Linked DNA regions of Homo sapiens: region 1 is linked to region 2. The links are chromatin loops, found by intact Hi-C in ENCODE. Cell type or tissue: Calu3. All regions are shown on one strand. Links, peaks and the distances in the headings refer to the core of each region. The heading gives the core; the rest is flanking DNA.

Region 1 (4,393 bases), core at 180-4,179, 480 kb before region 2:
CACATTAAGAGCCCAGCTTGAGACCTGGAGGTCAACCTTCAGAAATAAGATAAAAAGAGAAATGAGAGATCACAATAAACAATGAAGTATAGTATTTCTGAACTGATTGCTCCAACACAAATGCATTTTTTTCTATATTCTAATTTTTTCTTTTTTGGGGGATACAAAAACCTCTACTACCTATTTTTCCAAATATTAAACTTCTCCTTACTATATCTCACCATTGCCTGCAGATGCAGAAAACAGAAATGTTTTTTCTTTTTAACTGAACAGAATTGACTTCTTTGTGGAGGAATGTCAAATAACCACAACTCTCAAATTGAATCTTTCTATGTTCCCTCTCTTATCACAGTTTATGACACAGACTTCCCACCGTCTCCAGTTCCCACTCTACCCCTCAATGGAAGTCATCTGCGGAATTCAGCTGGCCAATTTCTCCAGGTTTCCTTTAGAGAATAGAATGTGTTTTGGGTTTTGAAAGTATTGTTTTTAAGGTTTTGCTAGCTTCCCAGCACAGAAAGAAATTAGGAGAAAGTCTGTGAATTGGGCGAGAGGAGTGGGCAAGGAGGTATGAGAGGCAGGCGGTCTGAATTCGGGGCACCAGGTTGAAAGTGTGAGCATCTCTCTTGGGGCGAGATGCCCTGAGAAGGGAGGGTGGCGGGCCATGAAGCCAGGCCAGGATAGGCTGTTTCCGTTTCAATGGCTGGCTGAATGAGAACAATCTCCTAGCCTCCCTCCTCGTTTTGGAACCCCCCAAGAGGAGTTCCCGGGATGGATGTGAGGCCTTAAGCGTCAGGGAGGAGGCACTCTGACACTATCTCCATCAGAGGCTGCCCCACCTCCTTCTTTATTCTTATTTTTATTTATTTTTTTTTTTTTGAGATGGAGTCATGCTCTGTTGCCCAGGCTGGAGTGCAATTGTGCCATCTCAGCTCACTGCAACCTCCACCTCTCGGGTTCAAGCGATTCTCCTGCCTCAGCCTCCCAAGTAGCTGGGATTACAGGCGCACGAAACCACGCCCGGCTAATTTTTGTATTTTTAGTAAAGACAGGGTTTCACCATGTTGGTCAGGCTGGTCTCGAACTCCTGACCTCAGGTGATCCACTTGCCCCGGCCTCCCAAAGAGCTGGGATAACAGGCGTGAGCCACCGCGCCTGGCCCCACCTCCTTCTTTAAATAAACTAAGGACAAAATAAGGCTCCAGGAAGGCAGCTGCCGGGGTTCAGCGTTGGTTCCCCTCTCCCAGGAGCCTGCCTCCTTATTCCTACCCACGTCCTACCCGCCTACTCCCTAATATCGGGTGACATCAAAGCCATGGCTTCTCTGTCACAAACTGTTGACAAATGAAAAAAGCCTGGGAGACTCGCAGGCTCCCACTGGCGACCTTAGGGTATTCTAAGGCGACTTCTCTGTGGGTGGTCAGGTAAGAAGAAAGTGGGGGTGGGGAACTTCTAAATAGGTAATGGTGGCGAGGTACCCAGGGTGTCCCTGGGTACCGAGGAACCTCTCGGTCAGGAGGAGGCCAAGCCAGACGTCCAGCTCAGGGGCACTTGGCCATGCTGAGGACTGCGCACCTGGGCCACGTGGTCCGTGGGACACCCTGGAGCTCGGGATCCCTTTGCAAGGGTTGGGGAGAGATAATGAAACCCGCATTTGCGCGCTCCCCAACCCGGGCCATCTGATTAGTCATCTGAGTTAGCCCTTCACGTGCACACGTGGGACAGAAAAACTCCAACAGATCTTCATGTTTCAGTTCCAGGTTTATGAAAATAATAATAGGATGGGTTTGGCTAATTAGGAAAATGGTTTGAACCAGTTACATCACCAGCCCAGTGAAAAGCCGCCGGGATGCCGGCTGACGTGACCTTGGTATCAGTCTTCTATTTCACTTATCCCTTGTGTTGCTCTCGGTCAGGCCCCCCTCCAATTAAAAAAGAAGAAGAAGAAAAAGGACAAGTGCAAATAGGCGCCTCTCGTTTTGAGGAACGCGCCTGAGCAGCACGTGTGTACGCAGCCCCAGAGGCCCAGAACTTTCTCCCGCAACCGCGCCCCGGACCGCAGTAATCCCGGCGGGGCAGGGCCGGGGAGCTGGGGACGGGGTGGTCTTTAGGGTGGCGGCTTCCCCCGACCCCGGACCCGGGAACCGGCCGCCGGCGCGGGGCGCGATCTGCACTGCCGGTCCCACAGGAGTTAAACCCCGAGGCAGACAAAAGGGAGGCCGCCGCGGCTCCTTTGCTCGGCTGTCAGTTGAAAAGAGAACCGCCGCCCTCTGGACTTCAACTCCCGACGGAAAAGGCATTTTATTATGGGTTATGACAAGTTGCAGAGAGACGCGGACAACTCAGTAAGAAGGAGCGGCGAGCGGAATCAAAAATGCTCGAGATGTTTGCAAGACAGAGCGAACACGGCTTCAAATGACAGGTGTTAGCAGGACTCCAGACGGGATCTGCGGGATCGGCCGGGTGGGAGCCGCACCGCACGGCGCCGGGTCGGGGAGAGAACCCGGCCTGGGGAGGCCGCGGGGTGCCCCCGCCGCGCCGCCCACCAGCCCCGCGCGGCCCGGAGCCGACCCCGCCTCCTCTTCCGAAAGTCCTAAGTCAGGACAGCGGCAGATCGTCCCAGAAAATCAGCGCCAACTCCCTCTGCTCAAATTTGCTACTTTGTGTTTTAGTTCCAGGCGGGAAGTCTACACTGCGCTCCCTCCCAGCCTCCGGGTCTTTCCGGATCAATATGAGAATGGGATTGCATGTACTCTAGGTCTTGCCTCCTGCGCTCTTCCATTAGAGGATTTTTTTATTTTTAGTTTTTAAATTTTATTTTTTACTAGTTTTGGTTTTTCTCCGAATGTCCCTCCTCTCATCTAAAAAATGAAATCCCGCCAAAGACTTATATTTTCTGCCTTGTGGGAGAAGCTTCTCTTGGGATTTCTGCTAAGTCAGTGCAATAGTCTTAACCGTTTTCCGCCCAGGGTCCCTCTGACCCAGCTGATCTTGCAGGGTGGGGAACACATCCTCTTCCCCGGCACCTTTTCAAATGCTTTCATCACCCCATCCGCAGTGGAAAATAGTTCTGTCTGCGTGAGTGCCTAGACTTGCAGAGCCTTGCCCTGCCCTGAGCTCAAGAGAGGTGAAGAACCCCCAAAAGAACACAGAGCAGCATCCCAACTGGCAGCGGGGCTTGCAGGATCCAGGTCGGCCTGAGGATGGCAACTTAGTGAGGGGAGGGAGGGCAATTATCCGGAGAAATGCAGGAGGAAGGGGGTGTGGAAGCAATCTTGTATTCCCAAAGGGGTGATGCGTGTATCCCAATTCCCTTCCATCGCCCTAATCTAGAGAAGACATGGTTAGGAGTTTCACAAACAAACTTCCTTACAAAGTTCGTTTTCTTGAAAGATTTGAGCTCAATCAAAGCCAGAAACTTCTGCCAGTTACATAGCACATTATGGCAAAGTGCTTGAAAATAAACTGCATGTTCTCTTTCCTCCCCACCTTAAAAAATTTATGCAAATAAAGTGTGAACAACCTTGTCTAACTCTACCATTGAAGAGGGAGAAAGAGTGGATACATTGCAAATACCTAGCTAGTGTTCATCAGGAATTCGCTGAAGGAGGACTGGGTGTTGCCCGAGTTTGAAAAATTGCTCAAGCACTTGCCTGCTGGTTTAATCGGTTTAAAGGTAACAATCAGGAAAAGTTTTAAACAGCTGTTTCAAATAGGCTGTTTCTTGGAGTGGTGATCTTGGACGCACTTCAGCCCCTCCTCCAACTGTGCTACAGACCAGAATCACTACAAATTTGTTTTCCCAACCCTGACCCAATCTTTTACTATGAATTTCTTTCAGAACTATTTATTCTCTTCCTGTCAAAGTGTGCCTGATTTTTATAAACCTTAATTATTTGCTCTCCCTCTGGAACTCTCCGTGACACCTCCCCCCAGCAACTTATATCAGACATATAAACAGACCTCCAGCTCGAATTTGTGGCAGGAGCTGGAGAAGGTTGATATTAAAACAACTGAGCCCGAAAAGCAAGCCCTTATCATCCTGAGCAGAGCAACTGCTGCAAAAACTTAGCTTAAATTTAAAAGCCATGAAGCTGAGTGGAAAAGCCCCCCAGAAAAAAAAAAAAAACAGAAAAGATATTTTATAGCATTGTAGTCACAGAATGAATGGAATGAGAGATACTATTTATTTTTCTGTCATGTGCCACTAGTGATAATTATACTTGAAGATAAAACTATATTTCCCGAACGACTGATTTGTGTTATTTTGTTTTAACGTTCTTCAGAACTAAAGAAAAAGAGAGGAGAAAAGGAAAATAGTTGTTCTTCAAATGGCTATCCATGGGCCAGTAATCAGGAAGCAGGTTTGCAAAACTATAGGATTTTTTTTTCA
Region 2 (4,393 bases), core at 167-4,166:
TGATCTCATCATCTTTTATGGCTGCATAGTATTCTATGATCATTCCTTCTGAAACTATTCCAATCAATAGAAAAAGAGGGAATCCTTGCTAACTCATTTTATGAGGCCAGCATCATGCTGATACCAAAGCCTGGCAGAGACACAACAAAAAAAGAGAATTTTAGACCAATATCCCTGATGAACATCGATGCAAAAATCCTCAATAAACTACTGGCAAACCGAATCCAGCAGCACATCAAAAAGCTTATCCACTATGATCAAGTGGACATCATCCCTGGGATGCAAGGCTGGTTCAACATACACAAATCAATAAATGTAATCCAGCATATAAACAGAACCAAAACCACATGATTATCTCAATAGATGCAGAAAAGGCCTTTGACAAAATTCAACAACCCTTCATGCTAAAAACTCTCAATAAATTAGGTATTGATGGGACGTATCTCAAAATAATAAGAGCTATCTGTGACAAACCCACAGCCAATATCACACTGAATGGGAAAGTTGAATTTTCTAACTCAATCTCGATTATCTACATATACGAGATGTATAAAAATACAAATTTTCATAACCATTTTTTAATCATTTACTATTTACAAAGTCCTGGTTTCTGTTGAATTTTAGAAATGTAAGATTTCTATTTGCTAGTGAGTTGGAGTCCAAAATAATTGCAGAGACAAATCCTTTGAAGTTCAGTTCTATAATAATCTTTGGCCTCAACGTCGTCCTGTTGCACTGAGATGGAATTGACAGGACAAAAGGAAGAAGGAAGAAAGACTGTAGCCCTGTGCAGTTATGACTTCAATTCCTCGTTTCGCTAGTTGGCATGGTGAGTGAGAATTTCTTCCACGCCTTGCTATCCCTGGGGTAGAATATAGGCATGCAAAAGCTGGGATACCATTGATGAGAGCTGTTTCATAAGTTTGGCACCCACTAGCACCTTTTTCCCAGTCCAGGGACTTGGATAATTATCTTGGTTCATGGTGGGTGGTATCTCACTAACACATTGTTCTCTTGAGAGTACCATTGTTTCAGGTTTTGCAGCTAATGGTCTGGAATTTTTGGACTAATTGATTTAAATTTGTAACAGCTTCTTTGTTTGGTGTAGAAATGATTGGTCTTAGCACTGTAGGGCTATTGTAGCCTTGCAACTTTACATGTTTAGAATAATTGGATTAGATTTGTAATATTCTTTTATTTTATGTGGAAACCATTGTTCTGACCACCGAAGGATCGTTGTAGCATTGCAGCCTCTTTCATGGAAACCAAACTCTTTGCTTTGCAGAGCTTCCCAAAAGTTAGTAAGCTTCACGAAGACAGGAAACAAGTCTGTTTCCTAGCTTTGCTTCATCCTCTGAGGTCTAGCCAGTATTTTCCATACGATTCCATGAGAGTTTGTTGAACTGAATCCTATATATATGTCCTTGAGTCTGATGCATAAACATGGGTAACTGTTTGCAATCATGGAAAAAAAGTAGAAATGAGAGTCTGCCAATCATTTCTGTAGCTCTGTCTTTGCTGCTTATTAGGGATGTGATCTTCAACAAATCACTGAAGCCATCTAAGTTTCACCGTTTGCACTTGTACAATGGGAGTAGTAGAAGATATTGATCTTAACAAGTTATAACAATCAAGGGTGAAAATATGTATGAGAAAGTGTGTACTTTATAAACATCCTGTACTACAGAAATCCGAAGTATAATTCTTATTAAATCTCACTTTGCTACCTGATTTTCTGATTAGTAACACTGTGGGGTCTGAGTTTCTGAGTCAGCAGCTCCCCTGACACTCATGCCGCATTAGGACTCATTTTTCTCACCTGTGTTTGACCTCCTTATCTCTAGGTTTCTAACGTAAAGACATGGTTTCTTGATTTGTATAAATGAAAGATCATGAATTTTACATTGGATTATATATTTAAATGTTATTAAAGATTTCTTATACTAAAAGCATAATAATTAGATGCATAGAAAGTAAACAAAGAGACTGAACATATAACTTAAATTCTAGGTGTTTTTGTTCTATTCCAGTGAGTGCCCTAATTTCTGTACTCATTGTGCACAGATTATTACCTAAGGGCCTAAAATTTGATAGGATCCGAATAATATGTGATTAGAGGGATATTGTAGCACTATGGCAGTGGGGATCAACTTGCCTAAAATGTTTCAGAGGGAGATAGTCTATATAATTGTTTCTATGTCAAGATGGGAAAAACCTACCAATGCTTCCTCACCCACATCAAGTGACCCTTTCTCCAATGGTCACTTAACCCTCTCTCCAATAAGACATTGAAGTGACCACTCCCCATTTGTATTCACAGCTTTATGTCCCACAGAAAGTTCGCTCATACCTCATTTAATGATTCACTGCACCGCTTGGTTTCTGCGCCTACTTCCCTTTCTCTAACTCACCCTCTAGAACAAGATTGTGTCACATGACGATGCTCAACAAGGTTCAATGGTTAAATGAAGGAAGAAAACAAGAGGACTTTGGCATAAGATGCACAGCGAAGAAGAAATATATATGCTGGGCTTGCTGAAGAAGCTGTAAAAGCGAAAACAGAGCCCCAAAGGCAAGTTCGGAAGATGCTATAGAACAAGCTGTATATTGTGTGACCTCACGGCAGCTTGATTGAGGGCTTGTGGTGGTAGGCAGATAAAAATGGCTAAGATGGCCAAGTCAATACCAAGGTGGCTTCTGTAGGCACCTGGAAATTTTGAAAGGAGAAAGTTGGTAGGACAAGATGATTTATACTATTTAATGTATGTTCTTATCCTAGGTGATGACAACAGGTGCAAGTGTGACATGGAGCAACATGAATTCAACCAGGGCAACAGAGGTGGCTTTGGAAATTGTTTGGCATTACAAAAAGCAGTAGGGCTGTGAAATGAGACAGATCTTGTTTGAGTCCTGATCCACTGTAGCTGTGTGGCTTAGGACAAGATACTTAAACCTCTTCAGTCTTATTTTTCTTATTTTAAAATTTGGTTGACAATATTGGTAACTACTGCAGAGTGTTGTGGACTTTAAGCAAAACAAGAAGTTTAAAGCATTTAGTACCAATACCTGGTCGTAGTAGAGACTTACACATTAAAAAATGATTAATTTTTGTGCACCTGAAACATAGAAAACTCTGTAAGAACAGGAATGAAGTAGTTATACCTTGAGCCGTTGGGTGCTTGCGTGGGAAACCGCAACCATAAAAAGTTGCCTGCTTTTGGGCGGGCGTGGTGGCTGACGCCTGTAATCCCAGCACTTTGGGAGGCAGAGGCGGGCGGATCACGAGGTCAGGAGATCAAGACCATCTTGGCTAACACAGTGAAACCCCGTCTCTACTAAAAATACAAAAAATTAGCTGGGCGACGTGGCGGGCGCCTGTAGTCCCAGCTACTCGGGAGGCTGAGGCAGGAGAATGGCGTGAACCCGGGAGGCGGAGCTTGCAGTGAGCCGAGATCGCGCCACCGCAGTCAGGTCTGGGCGAAACAGCGAGACTCCGCCAAAAAAAAAAAAAAAAAAAGTTGCCTGCTTTTCTTTCTCTTTTTGTTCAAAACATTTATTGAATATTGCAAGGCATTGGACAAGTTTGTGTGCGATATACAAGTATGTCTTTAAGACAACATCCATGTGTTTTGGAGTCTTGTAATTGAGTGAAGGAAGAGAAAATTTGTATATAAAACAATGAAATTTTTAAAAAATCATATAGTAAACTGCGAAATAGAAAGAAGGAACTGGTGTGGGAGATCAGAGAGCTGGATGTAAGCCCTGGGCTCTTGTTGGTTCTGTGGCCTTGGATTGGTCTTATATACTTTCTAACCTTTGGTTTCCTCATCTGGAAAGTGAACATTGGTTTCCAAGATCTCAAGTTTTCTACTGGGCCTGAAGATTCTAAGTCCAGTAGCATTATTACTGCCATTCAGACTGATGCCATTCAGTCAGACTGCTATTCAGACTGAGTCATCAGGGACTCAAGAAATGATTTATGGAGAGGAAGTACATTCAGGCCTGTTCTTGAGATTTCTCTAGGCAGAGAAGGGAGAGTGGTTTTAGAGGATATCAGAGCAAAAGCTCAGAAATAGAAAACGACAGAATGTATTTGTAGTTATCCATACAACTCACATCAGAAGATGGATGTAGTCAAGTGAAACTGTTTTAAATTGAACTAAATTTTATTGAAAATCTCTCCTGTAACAAGCACTAGCCTGGGACTTCTCCTTATATTACCTAACTTAATCCACCACCAATATGGTGTGATAGGCATCAATACCCCTTTTTTGGAGATGAGGCAGGGATCTACATGCCACTGACCACCGAACCTCACAGATAATCCCAAAGGGCGAAATAAATTCTCTCGAGCAAACAACACACCTGGGTCCACATCTGGCCCATAGACCAC

What was found. A loop is a pair of places that touch in the nucleus more often than their neighbours do. Peaks named below come from ENCODE experiments on the same cell type or tissue, not always from the same donor. Only the 100,000 strongest peaks of a DNase experiment are listed, where the experiment ranks them.
Region 1: it touches region 2 in a loop (17-fold over the local background); 1 of 110 quality-filtered maps calls a loop at or near these places.

The regions. Positions count from the first base shown.
Region 1 is chr15:96,407,350-96,411,742 of GRCh38, forward strand. No RefSeq gene overlaps it. Among named protein-coding and RNA genes, the nearest start is that of SCDAL, 67 kb to the left of the region's middle. RefSeq lists a silencer at 3,010-3,304. In Calu3, for the core only: no CTCF peak of the experiment used is centred there; DNase peaks (open chromatin) are centred at 2,392 and 2,697.
Region 2 is chr15:96,883,977-96,888,369 of GRCh38, forward strand. No RefSeq gene overlaps it. Among named protein-coding and RNA genes, the nearest start is that of SPATA8, 100 kb to the left of the region's middle. In Calu3, for the core only: no CTCF peak of the experiment used is centred there; no DNase peak of the experiment used is centred there.